3 separate regions of the Mus musculus genome follow, and regions 1 and 2 are each linked to region 3. A link is a loop called in an ENCODE intact Hi-C map of the cell type or tissue named here. Cell type or tissue: gastrocnemius. All regions are shown on one strand. Each heading gives the region's core, and the rest is flanking DNA. Links, peaks and the distances in the headings are about the cores only.

Region 1 (7,222 bases), core at 1,810-4,309, 280 kb before region 3:
TATTTAACTCCTCAAGCTGTTACAAATTAACTACTTGTAATTAACTTATCTATTTATTATCATTTATTTAATATCTGGCATATAAATGTACATTCACTTGTGATGGCTGTTTTAAAAACTGTAAGTTTTATATGTACCTTGTCTTCACTACATTAAGATTACTTAAGGATGGGAACTCTGCCATGCTAGGAGTATATTACTTAACCTTAGTAAAGTTCTTTATCTTCAAACAGTACAAATATATTGCCTTTCTTCCAGGGTTATAACAAGCATGAACTAAAGTACTTGTACAATCCTCAACACTGAGTTAAGTGTTGAAAATGGCACTGATAATTGTATCTATGTTCTAAGTGTGTAGTTTAATGGTAATGATATTGTTAGTGAATATGGTTACTAAATTAATACTTCATGTAACAATTTACTTATAAGTATAGTTTCAGTTCTGGATTTTAATCTGAGGTACAATTTTAAATTACAATTATTTAAATTAAGTTAAAAGTCCTATGAAGATTATTGTAAGCTAACATGTTTTAATTTAGGTTGTATTTTTTTATACAAGGGTTTATATAAATTCTCTCCCCACTAACACCTAATACTTAAATTTTAAACTTACTTTTCAAACATTAAGGATCTGAGGCACACTATAAAGAAGCTATAAAAATCTAAGTCATGTGTACTTATGTACATTATGGTTATTTTTCCAGTGATAGAAACAGAACCCAGATCCTCAGCTCTTAGACAAGCATTCCACTGAGTCATGCTCCTAACTCTACACCCTGTCTCAAATATCAAAATATGTGCTTTGTGTATCGCCGCTGATAAAAGGCAAAGCACGGACTACTAATGTTCCCTCTCACAGGGTTCCCAGAGAGCTTCTTTCAGGCTGGAGCTGCAGGTATTACCTATGTGATGATGACCAAGGAACTCTGAAGGAGTAGAGTCACATAACATCCCATCCAGTTCTTAAAGTGTGGTCCAACTAGACTCAAGAACCTAAAATTTAAACAACTTCAGTGTTTTCCCTTAGAAATGGTCTGCTCTCCCTGACACCAACTTAAACACTTTACTAACTACTGTAGAACTGCAGTGTAGCATAATGAGAAGCTCTGTAATGCTGGGTAGCCAGAGACTGACAGCTCGTTATAGCCGACCACCACTAGCTACAGTGGTAGACGTTTACTTTGCTACTGATTTTACATTTGACACAACATATGTTCTCTGCCTGACTCACTGAGATTACACATTTAGCCAACCCTGGGCTATTTTTATCTCTGTATTATGCTTAGTAACTTCTGGGTTAACCATTAATTTTCTGTAATTATTTCTGATTTTCTATAGTTTGGCTCTGGAAAAGCTTAAGTGGTTGCCTGTGGCACTATGGGAAGTGGTGTACCCTTGAGGAGGTGAGCACCATTGGGAGGCAGTCAGGTGATAAGCAGTGTGCCCTTACAGATAGCATGGGGACCCAGCCCCTCCCCTTTCCTGCCACTGTGAGGTTAAACAGCTCAGCTCTAACACATGGTCCTGATCACAGGCACAAAAGCAATGGAGCCAGGCAACCACACACCGAAACCCCAAACCACAAGCCACAACAATCCTTACCTCTGCACAAACTGCTTATCCCATGTATATTATCACAGCAATATAAAGCTGAACACATGCATTTAGCACATACAGTAAAAATTAAATAACTTTTCAAGTAAAATTCTCATGCATATGGACTATAAGATAGTAGTCAGCCATAATAATTATATTGCTTTCCATCTTTTAAAAATGCATGGATTATTAATCATTTGACTATGGTACTGCAGCTGTAGCCATGTAATAAAAGCCCAGATTCCACTACAGTTTAAATATTGGCAAAATTATTCATGACCTCATACCAAACATCAAGAGTGCTATTAAAGACATCGTAATGGATTAGAAGGTGAGCGACAGGCCAATGAGAGAGCATGCATGGGCTTGGGCACTGCATTGAAAGTGCAGCTAATTCAACACAGCTTACATCAGTCCTGCAACCTTTGCATCTGGCCTGTTACATCATAGTGTGCTGTTAGAGGAAACAACCTTCCACAAGCCATGGTCCCTCCATAGTACCTGCTCTTCTTAACGTGGACAGAGCCACTCGACTCCTCAGAGGACTGAAGACAGGAAAGAGCTAGAGGCTTGGGGACAGTGCTGATGCACAGTGCATCCAGAAGAGACTGGGAGTTTTCAGGGCCGAAGAGCCTGGCAAGCATTCAGAGAGGAGCGTCAGTGACAACTTGCAGTGTCCACAAAAGAATGCCCGCTTTCAGTCTACGGTCTGAGACATCTCCTTTAGGAGTGAGAAAGAGATGGGGAGGAGGGAGACAAAGACAAAGCAAAGCAGTGGGGAGGGTGAATAGAAGCACCGAGATTTCATTGTATTGTTTGGCTTGGCCGGATGGCACACACCTTTAATCCCAGTACTTGAGAGACAGAGTCAGGCCGATCTTCCTTTCTGTGAGTTTGATTTAAAACAGTCTGGTGTACAAAGTGAGTTCCTTGGACAGCTAGGGCTATGCAGAGAGACCTTTTCTCAAATACAAAAACAACTAAGGAAATTTTTATTACAGTCATGCAAGGCTAGCTTTCAAAAGCATTTAAGCCAGGCGTGGTGGCGCACGCCTTTAGTCCCAGCACTTGGGAGGCAGAGGCAGGCAGATTTCTGAGTTTAAGGCCAGCCTGATCTACAAAGTGAGTTCCAGGACAGCCAGGGCTATACAGAGGAATCCTGTCTCGAAAAACTAAAAACCAAAAACCAAAAACCAAAAAAAAAAAAAAAAAAAAAGCAAGCATTACACCTATAAATGTGAAATAGTATAGAAGCAAGGCACATAGAAGGGCTGTTTCACGGAATAATTAGGCTTTAATTCACCAATGTTGTGGAATACGATAGCATCATCAGAAATTTAATTTCTACCTGACTCAGCCTCAGCGACAACTGAAAGCTATAAACTCTAAAGTCTGTAGGAACATAATACATGATAGTGAGCACAACTGAGAGATACGAATAGTGGGAGCTGTGAAAATGGAGCCATGGCTGCTTTTCAAGAACATTCTCCAATCCTGTGGATTTACTCACAGCCTGTGTGACACGCATACGACACAAGGGGGAGCTCACTACAGAACCCAGCCTCTGAACACTGGAAGACGCTGGGACCACAGACATATACTGCACACATAATTCTACCTGGTTTTCGCAGCGAGAGCAGCAGACACAGTGGCAGCCGCATCACTGACGACTACAGCACTGTATCTAGTAGGAGGGGAGAAGGCAGGAAAGTTTCCAAAGCCTTCCAAAGCACCTTCTACAGTTCTTGTAGACCTGCTTACACTTGACAGGGAAAAAAAGACAGGGGGAAGAAAAAATGAAAGTAAGAAAAGACAGCAGAATAAACACAAGTCGGCACCTATTCTACATCAGTATTTAGACATGAAGGTGAGCCATGTAAAGGAATGACAGTTATTTAGGTCACTTACTAATTATATCCGAAATTTCAGACATTTAAATTTAATGCGTAAGCCTATGACTGTTTTTTCATCAAGCACAATGTAATGTCAACCACATTATATATCCCATATATCATATATATACATAGACAACCAAGAAGAAAATGAATCTGAAAATAAAAGCTGCGATTCTGTAAGCAGGGATAAGGGAATTTTTCTTAAAAAGTTTTTACATAAGACGAGCTGTCTGGGAGTAGACATATACCTAGTTCATGGCATTTTCATGAGATGTCTTAGAAGCAGAACTGCCTACATGTTCAGAAGCAACAGCATTTATTAACATGAACAGGAAATAACTTTAAAATAATATAGGGTTGAGCTATTCTGGGTGGTAAGAATCTATGGAAAAGTTAAACAGTTTTCAAGAATATAAATAATCAAATCATCTTCTCAGCAAAATCCCACAGTTCTATTTTGACTTAGCTGTGTAGGTTTTTAAATGAGATAAAATTTCATATTCAGAGGTGTCCTTATGACCTAAAATACTTATTTTTTTCTTTCTTTACAAATAGTAAAATATCTGGGAAAGAATTTACAGTCCATCACTATGAATGCAGGACTCTCAAAACTGGTGATCAAGATTTATTGAATTTTTTTCTATTTAAATAGGATAGTCTAAAAACATGGAGTGGGATTTTCTTCTTATCTTCCTCTATGGATTTAAGTTACTAATAATAACATCGCTATAGCACTGTAACTACTTTTTGGTTTAAAAAGTTGTGACAATGGCCACCTCCAACACGCGATGAGGCCAAGTCCACAAAGGTTATTAAGAACCTGCCTCCACTGATGTGATTACATGAATCACAGGAAGTCAGTTTTAACAGATCATATAGAAACAAAGGTGATCTGCATATCTCTAATCGGAACGTATGGCTATGTGTACCGCTTTCAGTGCAGTGAGGACATGTGAGTGAGCGCTAGGGTGAAGAGCAGGTACCAAGAGATTCAATGTGTGGGTCTCTCAGTCTCTCCTGTCTTTGAGTCAACGGTTACTATTGAGGGAAAGTGAATAAGAAATAGAAACCAGGTTTAAAATAATCAGCTAAAAATGTAACGGTAAGCCATTCTGTAGTCCAGGAAAAGAGGAAATTAATGAAGTTCTACCCTCCAATGGTTAAAAAAATAATAATAAATATGAAAGAACCATCAATGTCGTGCAGGTCCTTCTCTATCATCTAAGAACATGTCTGTCTGCAGCATGAGCTCTCTCTCTGCTTCTCTTCTTTCAGAGGTAAATGACTGAACTGAAGAGACTAAAGGCAAACTCAGGAAGTTAATTTAACATATCTCAAAGTGAATAAACAAAAGACACAGACTTCTTCATTCTGTATTAGAAGTTAAAAACTAAACCAATGCATAAATAGAATATAAAAGCAGACTAAAGCAGTGTTCTGAGGCTAAGCATGTTAATGACATTAGCTCCTCAATCCACAACTGTGCTCCCATTTTCAGTGAGTTTAGTAGTTACATTCATCACCAGCACTGAAATGGAAAAAGAACTCTACCTAGAGTAAGTGGCTGCTTCCTTAGAAACTATGGCTACTTGACTATGAACTTTTAACAGCTGGGGAGCTGCAGGTGGGTGTGGTCCGTTCTTAAGGGGGTCTTCCAGAGAACTGTAAAACCTAAGTTTTCAGAAGTAAAAAACAAAGCAAAGGAAAGATTAATGTAAAGTTGAGACTATGTTTACCAGGCATACTGTCATTTAAGTGTCAGTAATTCATATCTAGGAATACTCTAATTGGTTCTTACTTCTAGCTCTGTAGCTGCAAACCTAACCCTCAGCACCCAATATAGGCTATTCTCCCAAATCACTCACCATGGCTAAACCCATGTGATAATATAGGCTATTCTCCTAAATCACTCACCATGGCTAAACCCATGTGATAATATAGGCTGTTCTCCCAAATCACTCACCATGGCTAAACCCATGTGATAATATAGGCTATTCTTCCAAATCACTCACCATGGCTAAACCCATATGATAATATAGGCTGTTCTCCCAAATCACTCACCATGGCTAAACCCATATGATAATATAGGCTGTTCTCCCAAATCACTCAACATGGCTAAACCATGTGATAACAGATGATGCTTAAAGGGAAAGGTGGCCGGAAAGTCCCATTCACTGATTACACGGCTTTGAATTACTTAAAAAAAAACTCCAAGAACTTAATAAGGTGTCAACATTTCACATATGATACAAGGAATACATGGAATACAATACATGGGATTTGGACCACCTCTGTCTGCCCTTACTGTGTGCACTGGTTTGGGTAGGTACTGCATTGTTGTAGAACTGAAAGCATAGGGACGGTATAAATGGTGATGTATATAAAGGAAGTAGTGTATCTAGTCATACAGCCAACAGTTGCAAGCAGCTGTGGGGAATTTTTTTATGTAATTAAACTTTTTATAATAACACTTCCATACAATGTATTTTATTGATATTCTCAATTGCTACACATCCCCTTTTAACACTCTACAATTTATATAAATACTTGTTATAAAGATGTTCTTTGATCAAAGTCCCCCAAGTATCTCCTTGTACTCCTCTTTCCCAAATCTCTCTCCTGTTTCCATGTTCTGTTGTCATTGACTTTTCATTCTTTTTAAAATGTATCTATGCCAATTTTTCTTTAGCCTGCAACATTAAATTCAGAAGAAATATTAGCAGGTAAAGAAAAGATGAAAACACAAAACGTTGGTTTCAAAGCAAGCAAGCACCAAATATAACATTGGGAAGATTTACAAGAAAAATACAAAATTGCCCATTTTCTTAAAAACCCATATATGGAAAAAATAGAATTGGTCAGCCATATTTCACTGATTCTTATATGGAAAATGTAAATGTAAGGTAAATAAACAGAAGAGGAGCGCTTGTATTGCTCCTTATTTAAAATTGATCATCTCTGTAAAAATTGCAACAACCTGAGAAACTGCCATATAGAGTTAAAGTACCATGAGAGGTAGAGGCAAAGCTAGACAAAAGTATACAGCACAAGTTAGTAACCTAGAGCCCAGCGACCATAACCAGCCACCAACTTATTTTACAAAGACTACAAACTAAAAATACTTTCCATATTTTTACAAAACTAAGAATATTTCCCATGATTTCCCTCATGCAAAGTACATAGCATATTTTGGTACATATACATAAAGTTTTATTGGGACACTATTAAGCTCATTCATTTATGTATATATGTCTATTAATAGTATGTGGAGAGTTGAGTAATTATGGCACACTAAATTACCCACAAAATTCAATGTGTTTGTGATCTGGACATTAATAAGCCAGAAAGGAAAAAAGAGAAGAGAGGGAGAGGGGGAGGGGGAGGGGGAGGGGGAGGAGGAGAAAAAAGAAAAAGAAAAAAAAAAGAAAAAGAAAAAGAAAAAGAAGAAGAAAAAGAAAGAAAAGGGGTGTAAAGGTGCTGAGCTGGTGAGCTTTGTCCCAGAGAAAGAGAATAGCGCATACCTTTTGTACTGTTATGTTAGGTTTTGTGTGTCAACTAGACACAGCTGGAGTTATCACAAAGAAAGGAGCCTCCTTTGAGGAAATGCCTCCATGAGATCCAACTGTAAGGCATTTTCTCAGTGAAACAAGGGTGAGAGGGCCCATTGTGGGCAGTGCCATCTCTGGGCTGGAAGAAGCAGGCTGAGCAAGCCAGGAGAAGCAAGCCAGTAA
Region 2 (7,222 bases), core at 3,107-5,606, 290 kb before region 3:
GATCTTTCAATAGAGCCAATCCAACTGTGCTACTACACAGATTACAGATCTTTTAATAGCTTCTTTTCAGAAGCAAGGCCACACTATGATATGCTCTAAGCACTCACTGGCCAGGCCTCCCCCGCCCCCACTACTCCATTAATCCTACTTTCTCTCTTGCCACTAAAACATCCCGAACAACCTGCACTTCCTTTAAGAAATTAAAGTCTTGAGGTTCTTCGGGTGTTTTTCTTTTTTGGTACATATGTGTGCATAAACATTAAAATTTCATTCCTGAACAAAATAAAACTCCACAATAAACAAATATGTTTTCCACTTCTAAGTTGTATTCTTTATTCAAGTGTTTTCTACTCCCTTTCTGCTGCTGCAGAGCTCCACATCTTCTGACCTGGGCCCTGTAATCAGAGGTAACTTTTCTCTGCACATCTGTTGCTGATTTCTATGCAATGTACTGGTGCTTTGTGCTCAAATTTACTATCCAAAGTAAGATGAGCCACATCCCTAATATTCCCACTGTGCTCCACTGTTTGGTCCCTTGGTTACAATGATTTCCTTATTTTTTTAGAGAAAGAAAATTGGGCCATGGTTACAGAATTGCTAATATTTTGAATTACTGGCTATAGAGAGCAGCAAGTAATTACAGTATTGCTTACATTCACCTCCTTTAACTCTTAATTTGATGCTTCAGGAGGCTGGTAGCATGGCCTTGTCCTCAGCGCTTTGGGATTTTTAAATAGCTGCTTTGTCAGATACTGCTTTCACCTTTGTTCAGTAACACTTAAAGAAACCTGAAGCTCATGAAGACTGAACATCATGATGACAAATGAATGTTGTTCCCCCCCCCCCCCCCAAATTACATGAAAGGCTTCAAAATAAGGCATTTGGTCTATGAACTCACCCACTAACATTTACCAAAGAAACTGCAACATACCAGGCAGGTGCTCTAAAGCAAGGGTTAGTATGGTAAACCTTGGCCACACCCTTCAAGGTCTATAAAAACAATTAAAATGAACATAATGAGTTCTATGGTAAAGACACTGCCACAGTTGTACGGATCATGGAGAAAGAATAGGTGCCCAGCCAGAGGCTCAGGGAAACTGGACTAAGCAGGTGATAAATGGTGTCTGACCAGAGGAGTTACAGGGTGGGAGAGCAGGTGGAGCAGCCTGTACAAGGCATGGAACTGTGTGAATAATGGATGTTGGCAATTTTGGCTGGACTGAACTAGAAACACAGGGAGCAATCTTATGAAATGAGGCTGCAGAAGATAGTGGAGAGGAGGAAACTCACTGAAGGCCCCGGGAAGAAGCTACACTGCCTGCAGCAGGGAGCTCCAAACAGCTGCACACAGGGAAGTTCTGTGACATCCACTTTGCTGCTGCAAAACAGTCTAAGTTCTTGATACTGTTATGACAGTGTCAAAGGGTGGAATTTGAACCCTTCCTGTTCTATCTTCTAAGCATGTCAATATGCCAGCTCATATGTTCACAGCAGTGCTGCAGAGGTACTTTAAGATCCTTATTTTAACAAAGAAATTGTAGACTCAAAAGGTTAGCCTCAGAGTTGGGCACAGTGGCACAAACCCATCATCATAGCTGCTAGGGAGGTGGAGACAGAAGCATCATTAGTTTGAGGTCCGCCAGAGTCATACAAGATCCTTCTTGCAAAAAGCAGAAGCATAAAACTGAAAAGGGTAGCCCCGTAGAACTCATACCCGGTGGGGTACACACTACATACACCAGAGCCACCCACACCACACCATACAACTAAGTACAATGGACGATACAGCCTGACGTAGCAAAGCACTGCTTATATTCCAGCAAATTGATCGTTTGTATTCTGTGTTTGATTAGGCTAATTAATGTATTTCAACACAAAATGGCCCTCTGTGCCTTCATGAAAAATATGTTTTACTATATTTGGTAAGACAGTAATATTTTTATACACATATTTGCATCTAGTGATTTAAGTTTACCTAATCTGGTGATCATAACTTACTAGGAATGTAGAAAAACCATTACATAGCAAATTAGGTCACCTACAAAAACACAGGTATATATTTTTAAACTATTACTATTAAATTTACAAAGGTTTAAAAATACTCATCTAACCACTTATTATTTATATATAATATGAATCTTTCACAAATAAAATTTTAATACATAAATATTGAGGCTGTACGATGTAGCTCAGTGGTACGGCATATGCCTGGGATGTATGACGCCCAGGGACTCATCCCTAGCTCTTCAAACAAACAAAAGTGAATTCAATATAGGTTTAAAAAAATCCCAATTCTGATAAATAACAAGAAAAAACTCCATTTTTACGTACGTCCCTAGGTTCTAGTCACTGTTTCTATTTGTGACAGTCATGTGACACAGGCATGAGGAAGTAGGCAGTAACACTGCTGACTTGTTCAAAACTCAACTTGAATTCTACTACTTTTCTATCTTAGTATTCTCATCTAGTCTATGAATTTTAAACATTTTCCATCTCAAACGAGTTATCTTTTTATGACCAGCTGGCAAGTTTTAATGATAAAAGGAAGTGGCACTGACGATGCCTCATGAAAACAGTCCAGTCTAAACTCTAATGCTGCTACATGCACACTCAACTCCTGGTTGTCATCTATTCTAGCGTCACTGTACTCTGGAAGGTGCCGCAGTACTATGCACCACTATATACTATACACTATGGTATACACTCTATACAAGTTCTGCAACACCACAAGAGAAACATCTAATAAAGGCAGAACTTTAGGAGACTTACATAAGTGAAGCACAGGCTTAGAATACACTAGAATGTCTTACAATTTCAAAAAACCTTTTTGGTAAAGTCCCCCCTTTGCTTTCTTTTGAGCTTTTAAGCCTTTCATTTAAAAATACATTACCAATTCAATTAACAAAAAGTACAATATATGTTTTTAAAATCAAGTCTTCTCATGGTATTTTCTACACTATATAGCATAGTAAACACACTTCCTCACCTTTTGCACCAAAGCATATCTGTGTGCTAGCCTTTGAATATTCCCACTTTTTGTATTGTAATATATCATGAAACATGTTTATAAAATTACAGTTCTCATAATATTTTTAAATAGCACATCAAAATACTCTGGAATGTTCTGCCCCATTCTATTTCATTTGGGGGCATGCTGGCTACATACCAAGTTCCAACACAAAAAAATAGTTTTTGTTTTTGAAGAAAAGGAAGTACTTACTATTGACTCTATCATCAAACAATGTATACATGTGCCAAATTATCAGAATGTACCCCATAAAGATTTACAAATATGTCCCAACAAAATAAAACTAAATAAATGCCATCTCCCAGCTATTACACTGATTTCAGAATCAACTGTGTTAATCACAGACTGGAACTTGCTCATTCTGACCATCTTCCCCGACAACTACTGGAGTTATTTTAAAATACTTAGATCAAGTCTGTTTTTCTTTCCGTTGTGGAGAGCAGAGCAAATATATGAACTAACTAGGAAATCAAGCTCTTAGTGGGGCAGCAGCCATGTCCCTGGCTTTTTTCCATGTGAGTCATCATGGCCCAGTGACTTGTGCTGTCAGGTTCTGCTGCCCTTTGACCTGCACCGCTGCTTTCACAGGTGAACTATGAAACTATCAAGAACCACCAACCATGCCCTAGTTCCAAAGGACTTTCACATCTTCATCAGGAATCTCTTAGAAATGTCAAATACTAATACTATGTTCTAAAGGAGTGTCATTTTGCTCTTTTAAATGACATACTTCTAGGTACTGTATGATAGAAACATGAGAGCCTGGAAATTAAGTTTTATTTTTAAATTCTACAAAGTAATATAAACTATTAGAATCTGTCTAGTAAGAAAGTATTAAATACATATTTTTAGGTTCCCAGACTAAAGTGATAGCATTGTCTCAAATGTATTTTTGATTTTGAGTGAAGTGTCATGATGTAATTGAATTACAATTTCACAATAGAAAAAAATTTTGTTTGACAATACTGTTTTATGATATGTATGCTACTAGGTTATAATATTTCTCATATTAAATTACCTATAGTTTCTACAAACATATCATGTTTTAAATGCTAGGCATAAGGCTCATGACTACAGTTGCTGCTTGTCTGATTTGATTATTCTCTTAAGAATCAGAGAAGAAAGGACTCTACCACCCTCTTGTGGTGGTTTTAATGTAATGTTTTTCCCAGGAATTATTTTACAAAGAAAAGAATATTTTATTATGAGTTTTTGAATTATCTAATCATCAGCTACATTTTCTGTCCGGATTTCAGCTTTGACTTAGAAATTAAGCACTTTGTATCTTATAAGACACTGTCCTGTCACATTCCAATTACATCAAAGCCATTTTTTTTTCTTAGTTATTTTGGTACTAAAAACACATGCAAGATAACTACAGCGAGTCCCTGTCACAATATACGGGCTTGAAGTGGATGGAAATAGCTCTATACTGCTATGCTTTATCACTATCTTCCTCCCAAAGAAATCGGTCGTGCTATGGCAATGACCCACAAGTGTCAGAGGCTAGTCTGAACACTTTGCTTCTAGAAATAATTTAGCCCTCTAATTCTTGTAAAGATCTCTATATTATATATAATGGCCTATCTTCTTTCCCTGAAAACACAGATACAGTCAGCCCTCCATTCTGAAGTTTCTATATTGGATAAAAAGTATCTGAGGGGGAAAAGAAGTACTAGCCATCTACAGACTTCTATGTCACATCATATCTCCTAAACAATGCAGCACAGCAGTATGTAATGTAAGCATAGCCCTTACACTACATTGAGTGGGTAGATGACCTCTGGACAGTTTAAAGTAAGCAGAGGATGTGCACACGCTTTGGAGACCCGCTGAGTGTAAGAATTGTCGCATAAGCACGGATGGAGGACTAGCCACTGGATTTTGGTCCACTTCCTTAGTATGCCCATCCGTGGTGGCCTGCTGAACAGCTTCCCAGTGGGGCTTCCTGAGCCTCTTTCGAAACCAGTATGGAATAGTGATGGGCCCAGTCTAGGGTTAGTCTTGTGCATGAAACTGTGGATACTGCTCTTGGTTAACTGGAAGAGTAGGGAGTACACTAAAGACAGGCATAGGTAAAGACTTTCTGAATAGGATTCTGGCTATTTAGAAAAGAAGGCAAACGAATGACAAGCATGACCCTAGGATCTTAAAATGGGTTTGCACAATAAAGAAAATGGTCGATCAAAAAAGAGGTCCCTACAGAACTAAAAAACAAAACAAAAACAAACCTTTTACCAGGATGCATCTAACAAGAGAGCTCATATCTAGAGTAGACAATTCAAAAAGTGAACGTCAAGAAAACAAAAGACCTAACCCCCAAATGTGCTATGGAACGGATCAGGGTTCTCATGAGAAGAAATACAAATGGCTAATAAGGTATTCAACATCTCTCAACCATCAGGGAATACAAATATTATGTCCTTTTCAATAAGGGATTTGTGCCTCTGCAAGTGAGCCTGAGTCAACCTTCCATGTTCTTGGAGCTTCTCCACAGAACCAACAGCATGTACAAACATCACTGTGACATAAAATAAGCAACAAGTCACTGATGAGGGCCTGAGCCAAAGCAATGGGGCAAAGGAGAGAACAGGCGTGATACATACTGTATCGGAGCGCCTGCTGGTATTGGATACTGTGAGAATGAGGAGTCTAGTCTAAAGTTCACAATCTGCTGCTGATCAGAGGGCATACACCATTCCCCAGGGCAGGAAATCACATTTTCAGGCACACTGCATTTGAAATGTTACCAGGACACAGCAAGCATTTCAAAGGCCTTGAGGATACTGGAGATCATCAGACAAGATAGCACATAATCAATAGTTAGGTACTGTAAGGAACTTAATGACACAGTACCCAGGAGAAGGGAAAAGCTGAACTTGGGGTTGGAAAGTCCCAAGGTATAGTCCCATCATTTTAACAGACGTAGTGTGTGTGTGTGTGTGTGTGTGTGTGTGTGTGTGTGTGTGTGTGTGTGTACATGTTCTGTGAAAGCCCAAGGCCAACTTGTGGTTGATTCCCAGGTGCTATCTGTGCAGTTCTGAGCCAGGGTCTCCCACTGGCCTGGGACTTGCTGAGTAGGCAGGTTGGCGGCTGTGGAGCACTAGGGATTCCCTGTCTCTGTCCCCCTGTGATTGGATTACAAGCACATACAGGTGGCTATGCAGGCTTTTTTACATGAGTTCTGGGGACTGACCTCAGACCTTCTGGCTAATGTGTTAGGAATTGACCAACTAAACTACCTCCCTGCTCCTCGCATGGCTATTTCTGTCGTTTACCCATAGACACTGCTTACGTTGGAGAAACAGTAGATAGTTTAGAATTCCTGACTTTTATATATCAGAAGATGGAGGGTCAGAGGGATGAATATTTGTATCTGAAGTTCTTATCTTGAGAGGTGACTGAGAATTCAGCTTTCTTCACTGAGCCTGAAGTGCTATGTGTCAGTATTTAAATACCTCCTTTCCAGTACCGTGTGCTCTTTCCCCTCTTGATTTCTACGTCTCCAGAACAAGCAAAGGGCACGTATGAGGCACACAGGATGCTGCTGAGACATTCGGAAGAGCAAAGCAGCTGCTGAGATTCTTTATAGTTGGTCCTAAATCTTAAATAGTTGAGAATGGTTTTCACTAGCAAAGTACTGTTGTACCTGCTAGAACACATTTCAAACTTCCGTTCTAGAAAAGCCAAGAGTGCGGGACTTCTTTGGAATACCTGCTTGGTTTGGACGCTGCCAGCTAGGTGACTTGACGCTGGTGGATCCTACAGGCTTGAAAGCAGCAGCGGAGCGGAGGCCAGCCACCGAGGGCCTGCTGGAACCTGGGCTCTCGGGGCCCTCAGACGCGCTCAGAGGTGAAGCTCCAGATGACGCCGGTTGCTGAGAAGGCTCCTGGGTGCTACTGTAAGGAAGGAAGGGAACAGCTGTGGTGAGGGGGATCAATCTAGTTCAGCCATGAGCCTTGCTTCTCCAAATCCATTAAAGCTTTAAGGAAAACAAGACACCGGTGGACTTTTATTTTTTAAAAAAGAAAACTCTGAGAGTGGGTTGGGAGAATAGAACTCATGTGACTTTAAGTCGGAAGTGGAACACTGGCGAGGAGAGGAGAGGTGCTGAGTTAGAGAAGTGCAAAGAAGGAAATCAGCAAAACAATTATAATTATAACAATTATAAGGAAGTCTGCTTCCTTACAGGGA
Region 3 (7,222 bases), core at 2,275-4,774:
CAGGACAGCTCCTGAGAAGCAACCTTCAGACGCTCCCATCTCCTCTCAGACACAGTCACTTCTGGACCTATTCCTTCTGACCTGTCCTCAGATGGCTCCACAGACCCTGGACAGCAAGGAAACAGCCAACTCTCCTAAGACTGGACAAACATCCCCTGTACCCATTCTTCTGGGTTTCCCAGAGACATGTTGCCCCAATGTCAGCATGAAGCAGCCAGATACAACAACCCTATTCCTGATTCGCCATCACCTCTTTCTAATTTTTTTCTAATTCTTATTTATTTATTTTATTTTATTTTTATTAGATATTCTCTTCATTTACATTTCAAATGCTATCCGCTTTCCTAGTTTTCTCTCCAAAAGTCCCCTATACCCTCCCCCTGTCCTGCTCCCCAACTTACCCACTCCTGCTTCCTGGCCCTGGCATTCCCCTGTACTGGGGCATACAATTTTAGCAAGACCAAGGGCTCTGCTACATATGTAACTAGAGACACAGCTGGGAGGCGGGGGTACTGGTTAGTTCATATTGTTCCTCCTATAGTGTTGCTGACTCCTTCAGCTCCTTTGGTACTTTCTCTAGCTCCTTCATTGGGGGCCCTGTGTTCCATCCAATAGATGACTGCAAGCATTCACTTCTGTATTTGCCAGGTACTGGCATAACCTCACAAGAGAGAGCTATATCAGGGTCCTGTCAGCACAATCTTGTTGGCATATGCAATAGTATATGGTTTTGGAGTTGTTTGTGGGATGGATCCCCAGGTAGAGTAGTCTCTGGATGGTCCTTCCTTCCATCTCAGCTCCGAACTTTGTCTCTGTAACTCCTTCCATGGGTGTTTTGTTCCCCATTCTAAGAAGGAACAAAGTATCCACACTTTGGTCTTCTTTCTTCTTGAGTTTCATGTGTTTTACAAATTGTATCTTGGGTATTCCAAGTTTCTGGGCTAATATCTGCTTTTCAGTGAGTGCATATCATGTGTGTTCTTTTGTGATTGGGTTACCTCACTCAGGATGATATCCTCCAGATCCATCCATTTGCCTAAGAATTTCATAAATTAGTTGTTTTTAATTTCTGAGTAGTACTCCATTGTGTAAATGTACCACATTTTCTGTATCCATTCCTCTGTTGAGGGACATTAGGGTTCTTTCCAGCTTCTGGCTATTATAAATAAGGCTGCTATGAACATAGTGGAACATGTGTCCTTATTACAAGTTGGAGAATATTCTGGGTATATGCCCAGGAGAGGTATTGCTGGATGTTCTGGTAGTACTATGTCCAATTTTCTGAGGAACCGCCAGACTGATTTCCAGAGTGGTTGTACAACCTTGCAATCCCACCAGCAATGGAGGAGTGTTCCCCTTTCTCCACATCCTTGCCAGCATCTGCAGTCACCTGAATTTTTGATCTTAGCCTTTCTGACTGGTGGCCAGCTTCTACTTCTCTACTCTTTCCTTCTCTATGCCTTTCTCTGCCTCTGCTACTCTCTTAACTCCCCTCCCCATGTCCTTGTGTAATCAGTTGAATGGAGCAATTTGTATATGACCCTTCTGTTTCTCACTGTGGGATGTAAGGATGGAATAGCTGGACTAGTGAGAATATGAATGCCATGGGTAACTCTGTACCTTTCACTCACTTGTCGGTCCAGTAGGGAGATATAGTTTTTTCTTATGATCAAGGAAGGAATAAAGCACAAATTGATACTCATATGTATTATATAAGGACTTCAACCTAACCAGCCTTAAAGGATAGTTAATGATAACTTGTAGCAGTTAATAATAAAAGCATATCTGTTGTAGCTCACCTGGAACTCTATTAACTGAAAAGTCAGTCTGTCTATGTCTTGTTTTTAATGTTGAAAGTTTGCTTTTTGCATGAATTATTTGAAAGTAGTCTATACATGAAGTACATGAAGTAGTCTGAGCACAGCCAACTTAGCATACATGAACCCCGTCCCACATATTGTATATATATTTTGAGACAAAATTTTCATGTAGCCCAGGCTAGCCTCAAGCTTAATATATAGCTCAGAATGGTTCCCCTGCCTCCACTTCCATGGCCAGTTCACATAGACAATATTTTAAATAATTCATGAAAGCAGGAAACTTTTATAGAACAGATTTTTTTTACTTGTGATTTTATGTCAGAACTCAAAAAAAAATCAGTATTGGGAGGATTTGGAAGTTTGGATTTGTAGATTAGGAATGAACACTTGTGTTGGACAAATGGCAAACAAAGAAAGAGAGTAGTTTGAGACATCCCCAGAAAGACAGGCAAAGCATACTGGGAACTTCCTGTCAGTCAGAGTAGAGAAGGAACAGCCCAGAGTTGTTAGCTCTACTGACAGACCTGACTGAATCATGCATTGTTCTTGCCAAGCAAGCTGCACTGTAAACAGTGGCCATCTCTATAGTTCACCATCTTTATAACACTTTGGTTAAAGACTCTAACAGGGAGCTGACAGCAGATATGCACTTTAAGGAAACTGGGGACTTGTTTTCCTTTAACAAAAAGGCTAGGATACCCAGGGCTTGAGCAATCATCTTTGACTCCCTAAACAAAGCTGGTTCATGTCAGGACACAGTTTCAGTTTCTATTTCCCAGATCCCTGGAAAACACAAGAAAGGGAGGAGAAAGGGCTTTTCTGCTGGGGGGAAGTCCAGTCGTCGCCTTTGGCTCGAATTCACAGCCTGAGTTCAGGTTGTATAATGACTGCTATTTTCTCCTGCTGCATCTGAGGGAGCATTTCCTCTGAAATGTGTGGAGGGAAAGGAGGAGGCCACACTGCTGATTTAGACTGCAGTCTAAATCCAAGAGGGCAGGGGACCCAGAAAACGCAATGACAATCATTGATTAGTAGTGTTCCCTGGTGAGTACTACAGACAGACTTGTGTGCCAAGTGTGATTCTGTTTTCTCCTTTTTTTTTTTTTTTTTTTTGCATCGGTGATGGAACACACTGTAGGAAAGAAAAAAAGTCTCAATCTGCAAGATGTGGCGGGGTGATAACTGCAGAAAGTTCGGGGGGATCTGGGAAATTCCTCAGCTCAGCTGAGGTCACAAATTCTGTTATTTTGTTCAAGCCCTCAACGACTGACTGAGTCATCAAGCAAGGAGCATGGTTTCGATTTCAGTTCCTTTTATCTCAATTTGTGTTTGGGCGGCTGTTACTTTGCCACTTCTAACAGTGGCTGCTCCAAGGAGCCTGGAGCAGTAGGAAGCTCAGGGAAAGAACTAAGTTGGCTGAGGACTGTCCCTGTTACAGAGCCAGTGCCTGGGTGAGTAACCACATGTGTTTCTCTCAACAGACGCTGCCGGCGAAATTGCCAGGACATCTCCATTCTGGGGTGGCAGACTCACCCTGGTGGGCAAGCCAGTGCAAGCTGCAGACCTCACAGGGTCTTGTGGCCATTTGCAGAGCGCCACCTGGCGGGCCAAGCGTGCATGTACTGCTTTTCTTGGGTCTTCATTCAATAACCCCTCTGGCTTGGGAGACAATGACCAAGGCCCATCCTTGGTGGTGAGAGCCTGGTACCCAGGAGCCAAACTCAGTAGTACTGCAGCCTCTTGTAGGGTAGCTTCCCCCAGTTTGCTTCCTTGTGTCCGCAATGTTTTCTTGATAGCAGACATCTGTCCTCAAAGGTGTCACTAAGAGGCTTCATTTTATCTTATTTTGCTGGAGTCAGTCCCTGTTTTATTTATCTGAATTCAACCTCCAATGTCCCTACCTCGCTCTATACTTACTTTATTCTAAGGCGTGTGTGGGCGCACGGGCACGTGTGTGTGTGTGTGTGTGTGTGTGTGTGTGTGTGTGTGTGTTCATTTTCTGCTTCGTTTTCTCTCCCATTTGAACAGAGGCTCACCAAGGTAGGAAATTGCACTCATTTAGTTTATTCTTTGATAACAGCCACCTAAGGCAGTGCCCAACACACACCCGGCAAACTTCTCATACTGAAACAGACTTCAAATTCTCTCAGAATGCCAGGAAACCTTTCTACCCACTTTGCAACTTTGCCACGTGCGTTTTTGCCTCACCCGCTGCAAAACCCGAGTGCTCTCAGTCTCAGACATCAGTGTTGTTGGCTTTCTCATGTTATTTTTTAAGAAGCCGGAGAATACTTTTCATAGTTCAAAGAAGAATCGTGATATATTCTATGAGAAATACTGTAACAGGTTTGGGAAGGCTGAGTTCATTTCCCACTTTAGAAACATACAGAACTTGAGATACGTGTTGCGCAAACAAAAACCGACATGTGTCTGCCTTGGGTGATGACAACAGACGATTTTAAGATCCCATATTTCAGTGAGCGACTGTTCTGGGTTACAGGGTTCTGCAGCTTCCGAGTGGACCATGGAGGCACCCATTTGTCTGGTGGAAAATTGGAAAAATCAGCTGACAGTAAATCTGGAAGCCATAAGGATTCTTGAGCAGATAGCACAGCCTCTGGTGGTGGTGGCCATTGTTGGTTTATATCGTACAGGGAAGTCCTACCTCATGAATCGTCTTGCAGGACGGAACCATGGTGAGTGTCCTTGGGGTGTATAGGGATAATTTCCTTGGACTAATGTAGAGCTGAGCACACTTTTCTAGGGTGATCTCGTGGAAAAGTCTGATCCCTCTTGCTGTGGTCATAAAAAGATAAAGAATATAAGAATACGTTCTGGTGGGGTGTGGGGGAAGGTGGGGGACTCTGTGGGCCCATGCCGAGGCATCCCTTCTCCCTGAGAGACCAGCCACACAACAGTATAGTGTAGAATACAGTTTATTCGGGGCATGGGAAGGGGAGTTAAGAGGGTAGTAGAGGCAGAGAAAGGTAGAGAGGAGAGAGGAGAGAAGTAGAGGCTGGCCATGGTCACATGGAGAGAGGGGAGAAGGGAATGGGAAGAAAGGGGGAGTAAGGGGACAAGAGGCAAGAGAAAGGAGAGAGAGAGAGAGAGAGAGAGAGAGAGAGAGAGAGAGAGAGAGAGAGAGAGACCAAGCAGTCCCTTTTATAGGGCCAGGCCTACCTGGCTGTTACCAGGTAGCCATGGGGAGGAGCAGACCTGGCTGTTGCTAGGTATATGTGGGGGTGGACTCCAGACAGAATACCAGCACCTCTCACAAGTGAAAATTCCCCTTCTTGTCATAAAATTTATAATTTCTTAACCCATGGGGGAAAATTAAGTTTTTCTGAGTATTAATAGTTTCCCAACTTCATCAAAAGACTTGCCTCAGCTTTCCTTTTGATCTCCGCTATTCTGGCCTGATCAGCAGCTGAACCAAAAGCATCCATTCTCCCTTCTGTACCTTTGCCCAAGCCACAAGCACATTTCAAGTATGACTATTGTTCCACCTGTTCTATTGAAAAATAGATAGGCTGAAGGATGTGTAATATGGTCCTTATATATCCTACATCCAAACTGGACTATCATCCTGTCAGGGTGTGGGGTGAGGATGTGGGGAGGGTGTTGTTTGTATTTCCTGTCAAACCTTTTTAAAGCTTTATTTTGCTCTATTGTGTTACATATGGCCATTTTCATGCATGGATATAATACATTTGAGCTGCTCTCCCCTCCCAAGCTTCATCCCCATAATCTTTCTTTTTCTCATTTCTTATCTCTCCTCCTGGTCCCTACCATTCCTCAGAGGAAGGGGCATCAAAAAATGAATAAATCTAATGTGCCCATGAGGGACCTGGCAGGAGATAGGAGCCCACTACACCAGCCAGCTGTCCATCATCATGCCAAATGCATGAGCGAAAACATTGGTGATGACACACGTTTGTTTTGATTGGCAGTGCTTGGAGGATTCAAGTCCTCCATAACTGGCCCCAGTGCTTATGGACCTGGTGGGAAAGGCAGCACAGATGAGCAGGAAGCCTATGGCAGAGCTGTGCTGCTCTGTTAATTTCCAGTCAGGCATTAAGAAAGCAACAGTAACGACACCAACAATATCAAAGAGACACAGCCTTCTCCAGTGTTCTTCAAAGGCATACCTGAAGACCTCCACTTGGCCTTGCCTCTTAAAAGTTTCCACAAGGAGTCCCTTCATCATTGTGTGGAGCAAGCCTTGAATTCATCAGCCTTTGGTTGATATTCTAGATCTAAACTCTAGCACCCAGTCATGGAGTAATGGGAGGGCATGATGGTTCAGTTCACAGTGGCATTGTAGGGCAAAGGGAACCAGCATGTGTGAGCAAATGTCTAGGGAGAGGCAGCAGGAATGACCAGGTAGGAACTAAGCTCCTTGTTTGAAAGAAGCAGGTAAGGAGTGAGTGCCGACATGTGGCAAGAGAAACATTGGCTGGAACTACATGAAGGGAACTGTGACCAGATGTGCAGCACTAGGCCCTGGGCACGCTAAAGCTCACCAGGGTCAAAGCCGAGGGAACTCAGGCCACTTATGTGACCATTTGCTGCTGTTCCTCAATTGCTGAACCCCATGTCTTTGAACATCTTTGAACTCAGATCAAAAACTCCAACTAATAAATAGAGTCTAAACTAATTCTATAACACAGTCTACTTTGAGGAGTTGCAAGAATGAGGCAAGAAATCTTTACCAAGTGTTTCTTGAAAGCATCTGTTATATACAAACTAAACTGATTGTCCTTGCTGAAATGAATGACAGCAACCCCTTTCCTTGACACAGTGTCAATACTCTACTAGCCCTGGTCTTCCTGCTGTGACCCTTTTCTGTTTTCCTCTCACCTTTAGGCTTCTCCTTGGGCTCCACAGTGCAATCCGAAACCAAGGGTATCTGGATGTGGTGTGTGCCCCATCCCACCAAGCCAACACACACCCTGGTCCTTTTGGACACTGAAGGCCTTGGTGATGTAGAAAAGGTGAGGTACTGTCTTCGCTAATACAATGACATCTTGCTCTAAATTCTCAGATTAACCCCCCCCCCATGTGCCTTTCTATGCCTTTTTGTTGTTGTTTATAATCTTGACTGTCTTCCTAGCACAATTGACATTATGGTTGTATTTATCTGTTGACAAGTTTATTTGCTATTATTACAAAAAGTTATTTTTCAGAAGGCAACTATGTTGAATTTGCTAGCCACAAAACATGCCTCTGCATTTTGTCAGAGGTACAGGAAGAGTTACATTTAATGAAATAGGGTTTGTGTCTATAATTGAGATAAATTTATAAAGGTATAACTGCCCGTTTTTTTTTTTTTTCATTGCCTACTGTATTCTAGGCACTTAGGAAATGTTTTATACACAATGAATATCTTGTCTTTTTATCAG

Evidence for each region. Peaks named below come from ENCODE experiments on the same cell type or tissue, not always from the same donor. Only the 100,000 strongest peaks of a DNase experiment are listed, where the experiment ranks them.
Region 1: a loop joins it to region 3, with 2.9 times the contacts of the local background. A loop is called at or near these places in 3 of 42 quality-filtered maps.
Region 2: a loop joins it to region 3, with 2.4 times the contacts of the local background. A loop is called at or near these places in 3 of 42 quality-filtered maps.

What each region holds. Positions count from the first base shown.
Region 1 is chr3:142,279,755-142,286,976 of GRCm38, forward strand. The region is part of intron 7 of Pdlim5 (PDZ and LIM domain 5); the gene reads right to left. Among named protein-coding and RNA genes, the nearest start is that of Pdlim5, 110 kb to the right of the region's middle. In gastrocnemius, for the core only: a CTCF peak has its summit at 3,137 (motif pointing right); a DNase peak (open chromatin) is centred at 3,137; H3K4me3 peaks cover 673 bases; H3K27ac peaks cover 272 bases.
Region 2 is chr3:142,271,075-142,278,296 of GRCm38, forward strand. Pdlim5 (PDZ and LIM domain 5) reads right to left here. Exons shown (of 13, transcript NM_019808.3): 8 at 6,743-6,927. Among named protein-coding and RNA genes, the nearest start is that of Bmpr1b, 110 kb to the left of the region's middle. In gastrocnemius, for the core only: a CTCF peak has its summit at 4,173 (motif pointing left); no DNase peak of the experiment used is centred there.
Region 3 is chr3:142,557,420-142,564,641 of GRCm38, forward strand. Gbp3 (guanylate binding protein 3) reads left to right here and starts at 2,937. Exons shown (of 11, transcript NM_001289493.2): 1 at 2,937-3,271; 2 at 4,321-4,516; 3 at 6,687-6,814. The coding sequence starts at 4,345. In gastrocnemius, for the core only: a CTCF peak has its summit at 3,419 (motif pointing left); a DNase peak (open chromatin) is centred at 3,386; H3K4me3 peaks cover 2,174 bases; H3K27ac peaks cover 1,512 bases.